Regions from separate parts of the Homo sapiens genome. Here region 1 is linked to region 2. The links are chromatin loops, found by intact Hi-C in ENCODE. Cell type or tissue: heart right ventricle. All regions are shown on one strand. Each heading gives the region's core, and the rest is flanking DNA. Links, peaks and the distances in the headings are about the cores only.

Region 1 (2,919 bases), core at 198-2,697, 82 kb before region 2:
TTCTTGCATGTAACGTAGGAAAGAGGACAGCCTTGTGGGAGGGTGCCTTGAGTTCAGGCTCACCATCTAAATGTTGGGTGAGATAGAGATTTGAGAGAGCTGAGTGGGAGTGTGGTTGCCCAGGGAGAAAGTAGAGAGTTGAGGAGAGCTGGGCGCGGTGGCTCATGCCTGTAATCCCAGCACTTTGGGAGGCCAAGGCGGGTGGATCACCTGAGGTCAGGAGTTCAAGACCAGCCTGACCAACATGGTGAAATCCCGTCTCTACTAAAAATACAAAAAATTAGCCGGGAGTGGTAGTGCGTGCCTGTAATCCCAGCTACTTGGGAAGCTGAGGCAGGAGAATCTCTTGAACCTGGGAGGCGGAGGTTGCAGTGAGCCGAGATCATGCCATTGCACTCCAGCTTGGGCAACAAGAGCGAAACTCCATCTCAAAAGGAAAAAAAGAAACCAAGAGTTGAGGAGAGGAGAAAGCCGGCACCAAAACCCCAGGGAAACTGTATTTATTGAGAAGCAATGGAAGAGTAATTAAAAAGGAACCAAGGAGGAACAGCCAGAGATGTAGGAGTCCTGGCAGCCTGGGCAGCAGAATTCCCAGGAGTCACATGTTGTGAAAGGATGAGGAAGATGAGTGTGGAAAGGCACCCATTGGATTTAATGACAAAGAAGTTTCTGGCTGTCTTGTAGAAAGCATCTCTGGTGGGGTGAGGAGTGAATGGCATGTGAGGAAGCTGGTGTGGAGGGTGCAGGCGAGCCTACACCCATGGCTGTGAAGAGGGAGAGGTGGCTAGAGAGGAAGATGAGAAGGGCAGGTGACTGGTCTGGGGCTCACAGTGAGTTAATATATTAAATTAATTCATCCACCTAATTAGGTGCCTGTTATGCAGCATGTTGTGCTAGGCACCAGGTAGAAAGAAACTTAAGACATGCATTCCAATGTGTAAAATTCAGTGAGTAAAGCCCCAAAAATGCAGGATCAAGAGACCCACTTTCCTATATTTGCTAAAAAATAATGTGGTATAGTAAAAATGACACAGATTTTGGGTAAAAATAGATCTAGGTTCAAATCTTGACTTTCTTTTTGGCTATGTGATCTTGGGCAAATTATTTAATCTCTCTAAGCCTCAGTTTTCACATCTGTAAAATGGGAATAATAATATCCCCCATATAGATTTCTTGAGAAGATCTGAGATAAGGTCTATTAACTCTGTAAGGGTAAGGGATTTGTCTAAATTACTCAGTATCGTATCCCCAGTACCAAGCATAGCATAATGCCTGGCCCATAGCAGGGATTTAGTAGATATTTGCAGAATGAATGGATGACAGAAGGTATGTGAAGAACCTGGCATAGAGGAGGTGCTCTGTAAAGGGTAGCCATTCTTCCTCACTGCTCTGGGACCTGTGAGGATCTGTCACTGGATGCGTGAGGATGAGATAATGAATTACCAGGCAAAATGCTAAAGCCTCTGGTTGGCAATGAGACGTAGGGTGGATATCCTGTTCTGAATACTTGGCTCATGATGGGCGTGAATGGATAAGGGAAGCAGCTCGTGCCTGGCCAGAGGCAGGCCATCAACAGTCCTGTGCAGTACAGGGAGGCTGAGGGGAAGGAATGTTAGGCATGTGCTGACTTACATGTGACCTCAAGTGAGAGGGACAGGCTGTTCCAGTCATCTCATCTAGGTGAGCAGCTTCTAGCTCTCAGGCCTGTGACTCTCAGTGGCCTGGGTCAGCTCAAAGGTTCCTGCCTGTCCACAGGTGCTGGCCTTTTCTGGCTACTCTTCCCTGTTCACAATTTAGATGCTCAAGGCAGCAGAAAAGATAACAGCCAAAAGTGGAGGCAATTTACCTCTTTGTTAATTCCTGCCTGAATGAAAACAAAAAAATTGTTGTGTGTGTTTTCTCCCTGGAAATGTCATACCTCCTCAATATTTAAAAAAGTCCTAGGACAGCAAAAAGAAAAAAAATCACCAAATTGGTGTGGTTTCAGGGTCATGTTTTTCTTTTTTTCTACCTGGTTTTTAATATACTCTCTGCCTAGTTTCTTTTCTTTTTGGACTTGAGGAAGGCCAGAGCTGCTTTTCCTGGAAGAATGATGCTCCGTGACTGGCAAAACCAGTGAGAGAGACACTTCGGCACATTAAGAAGCCAGAGGCTCATTAGTGTCTATTTACTACCTTGTAGAATGCTCTCGAAGAAGAACCTGAGACTGTCATCTCCTGGAATGGGGCTCCCCAGAGCTTCCTCACTCAGGATGTGCATAATGAATGTAGCAGCCTGGGCAGGGGGAGGGCGTCACATGCTGGGCCTGTGGTCCCAGGGGCAGCCTCATCTTTCCCTGGCTCCTTCAAAAGCAAGGCATTATGGGCAGGGAGGGATGATTTATGATCTCCTCTCTTTGGGCTCAGCGTGGATGCTGTGGGAGGAAGGAGGCTGCTCTGCCCAGGGGCAGGAGCAGAGCACCCACACACCATGCAGAGGATCACTGGACACATCTCACATAGTCAGGGTTGGAGAAGAACTCATGATCACCTGATCAGCCTCTCAAGTCTACAGAGGCAGAAAATGAGGCACAGGGAGAAAATGGGGCTGGATGAAGGCCCACTCTTAGCCCATGCCAGAGCAGAGGAACATCCATTCATGCCTAATCCAATGCACTGTGCTGATTCACCTCTCTCAGTGGTGAATTTTCCCATCTGGAAAACTAGGCTGATATTGTAGATCCTAGCTTACAAAAACATTCTCAACTGGAATGTGAAAGAATACACAATTGGGAGTCAGAAGACATTGGTTTGGGTCCTAACCCTGTGGGATCTTGGGCAAGGCACTTTGCCTATTTGAGTCTCAGTTTACCTTCTGTAACATGAGGTGAATTATCAACAATAATAGCTAATATTCTTGAACCCTCACTGTGGGCCAGGC
Region 2 (2,919 bases), core at 254-2,753:
ACTGAGGACCAAGGAGTGGCAGAGCTTTGCTAGAAACTCAACTCTGACCTCAGAGCTGGAGTGCTTCCCCTAACCCCATGCTGAAAATAGTCACTGCTGTTCCGGGACTACCCTGCCAGCTTCTTAGTTGTCAGATTTCGGAAACTGTATCAACTCTCTCAAGTGGAGGGGACACTTTGAACAAATAAATATTGACAAGCACTGTCAAAATAGCTGGAGATTCTGACCCTGTCAGGCTAATCTCTGTTCTCCCTGTGAAAGCTCTGGCTTCCGTCACTCTGGGTCACATTCCGGCCTGCCTTCCTGTCAGAGTCCTACATTGCTCTCCTCTCCTCCACAATGTGCATATTGCAAGTTGGTCATCCTGTGTGTGTATTTACTTGCTGTGGCTTGTTTGGGTTCAGTTTTTTGAGTGTTCGTTTGCTTTTCCCAGACAGTATCAGATCCAGCCTTTCTGCCCCACCCCTTTTTGGAGGTACCGCTCTTTTCTACGCTATAAATGACTGACCAGTTGGGACTGAACTTGGCTGGGACAATCTCTGTTTTCACTCCCCTTCTATGTCCATCCTCTGTACTTTCAAAGTCTCCTGGGTACTCTCCTTCTTTCCTACAAGGTTGCAACTGTGTACCTTCTGTTGCCTCTCCTAGGCCTGTTGCATCCTGGAACACAGTACAGCCAATAAATGTTTGTTAAATGAATGGATGAATGAATGTAGTTCTCAATATGTATAATCATGGCACTCTGACAAAGCTGCTGTTATAATCCCTTTGTAAAGGAACCACATGCTTAATTTTAAGATAGAAGGATTGCAGCAACAACATTGCACGAGTTTTTCTCTTTTGACAGTTTCTGGTTCATCCGAGATCCCTGCACCTGCCAAACAGAAACTCACATTCACTCACACACCAGTTAGGTAAGAAGCAGCTGGCTAAGTATTGAGCTATTCTTGCCCAAGTCCACCATTTCCATGTAGGGGGTTGAAAGGAAGCTGATCATTTTCCTTCGGTTTTTTAAAGAATGTCCTTTGGGCTTTTTAGCATCCTTGTGACAGGCATCATGTTCATCTCAAGCTGTTTGGTGAGTACAGGGAGATGGGTCCCTGTGTCAGGTGCTATATTCTTGTTGAGATACAAAAGCTTCAGTTCTCAACTCTCCAGCCCTGCAGGGGAGAATGAGGTCTTATCAAGATTGCTTGGCAAAGTGTATTATTCATAAACCCACCTGGCTTATCACCAAAAAAATGTTGTGTTCACTGAGAGAGGCTCTTAAAGAATTCTCTGTTAATATTTGCTTTGTCATTTCAGAAAGCCTTTAGCTAGGCCTGATCAGACAGTTATTTCTGGCTGGGTACAAATTCTGTTTTCAGAATATTGCTTGGCTCTTTGTTCCTTTCCCCTCTGTGCTGCCCACCCCCTTGCCTGACTCATCTCTTCTAGAACCTTCTCTGTCCTTTCCCAAACCACTGGGAGTGATTTACTAAGTACATTTCCCAGCCAGCTCCCAGACACTGGCTAGAAAGACCAATTTACAGGAACAAAATGTCCCCACATTGTAACTGGGTCATGGTCCAAAATTTATTTGAAAATCAGACATTGGAATTAACAATGTTTTTTTTTTTTTTTCTCAGAGAAATAACAGTGGAGAGAAGGTCTCACGATATCCCCAGAAGCCACTTTATCTATAATGAAGCTGAATTGTAACACAAATGAGGGATCTAGGAATAGAATATGTGTCGGTGCAGAAGAGGGGACTAGTGGGGGACAGTAGGGGAGGACAGGAGGAGAAATTGGAGGGGGAAGATTTTTCTCCCTCTCTTTATTAATACAGTTCTAGTCCTGGGCCACAGTTCATAATAATCAGGTCATGTGCACACAGCCTCTTGTGGCCTTAGAGTCAGAAGTGATTGGAGTTCAGGGTCTGACTCAGGTTAAACAGACTCATACCAGCTAGATGTGCCAACCAGAATGGCAGTTAAAAAAATTGCTGGCTATCAAGCATGTTGCTACCAGTGCATTTCCTCCCTGGAAGCAAATCTGCAAGGGAAGCTGGAGTGCAATCAGAAAACTGTGTTGAGCCTCACTTAGATCAGGGATCAACTGTCACAGGACTAGACAGGACAACTTTAGACCCTACTAGTCTCTCTTCTGGCATTCTGCATAATCAAGGCTTGGGAGTTGCTTCTTTCACATTCTCTTTTCTGGGCTTTCTGGCTTTTCTTATTTATTATTATTATTTTTTGCCAGATACATTGTTGCTTTAATTATGATGATGTCTTCAATCAGATCAGAGCCAAAATTGGTAGCCTGGGAGCCATTCTGGTTTTTTTTTATTTGTTTGTTTGTTGGCTTGTTTTAGGTTGATGTAGTATTGCTCTTATCCAACATGTGCGGATTTTGTAGTATAACTAGTGGGAAACAATTTACTTTCTATGTTCTCAGGGATCACTTTAATTCAATGTCTCCAAACCTCCAAACATGTTCCAACTATACCTTCAGCTATAGATAGCATCACTATTTTGTGTGGAGGAGGCAGAAGTGGTAGAAGAAAGAGTGGAATCAGTCCATCTTATTCCACAAATCTTCAAAATTTAAAAATATTTGCTGCCTCAAATTTTTTTCAGAAGCAGCAGGAATATAAAGTAGAACAAAATACATGAAAAAACATAAAGAGTTACTTATTATCTTTTACCCTTAACTGAAATACTCTTTCTTCTAGAGAAAATGATGTCAGCTAGATGTTAGAAAGAAAGATGAACACACTAATTTATACTCATGTGCAAATGACTAGGTAACACTTCTAGTCACATTTTGAGAGTTTTCTTCTTTTGAGAGAGGGCATATAGTGATACATATGTATCTTTAGTAGAATTTCAGGCAGTGTAAGTAGCTATTTCACAGAGTAGGAAAACTTAAAGAGTA

What was found. Peaks named below come from ENCODE experiments on the same cell type or tissue, not always from the same donor. Only the 100,000 strongest peaks of a DNase experiment are listed, where the experiment ranks them.
Region 1: it touches region 2 in a loop (1.9-fold over the local background); 1 of 110 quality-filtered maps calls a loop at or near these places.

What each region holds. Positions count from the first base shown.
Region 1 is chr5:71,890,502-71,893,420 of GRCh38, forward strand. No RefSeq gene overlaps it. Among named protein-coding and RNA genes, the nearest start is that of CARTPT, 170 kb to the left of the region's middle. In heart right ventricle, for the core only: no CTCF peak of the experiment used is centred there; a DNase peak (open chromatin) is centred at 1,566; H3K27ac peaks cover 1,709 bases.
Region 2 is chr5:71,972,905-71,975,823 of GRCh38, forward strand. No RefSeq gene overlaps it. Among named protein-coding and RNA genes, the nearest start is that of MAP1B, 130 kb to the right of the region's middle. In heart right ventricle, for the core only: no CTCF peak of the experiment used is centred there; a DNase peak (open chromatin) is centred at 1,448; H3K27ac peaks cover 1,998 bases.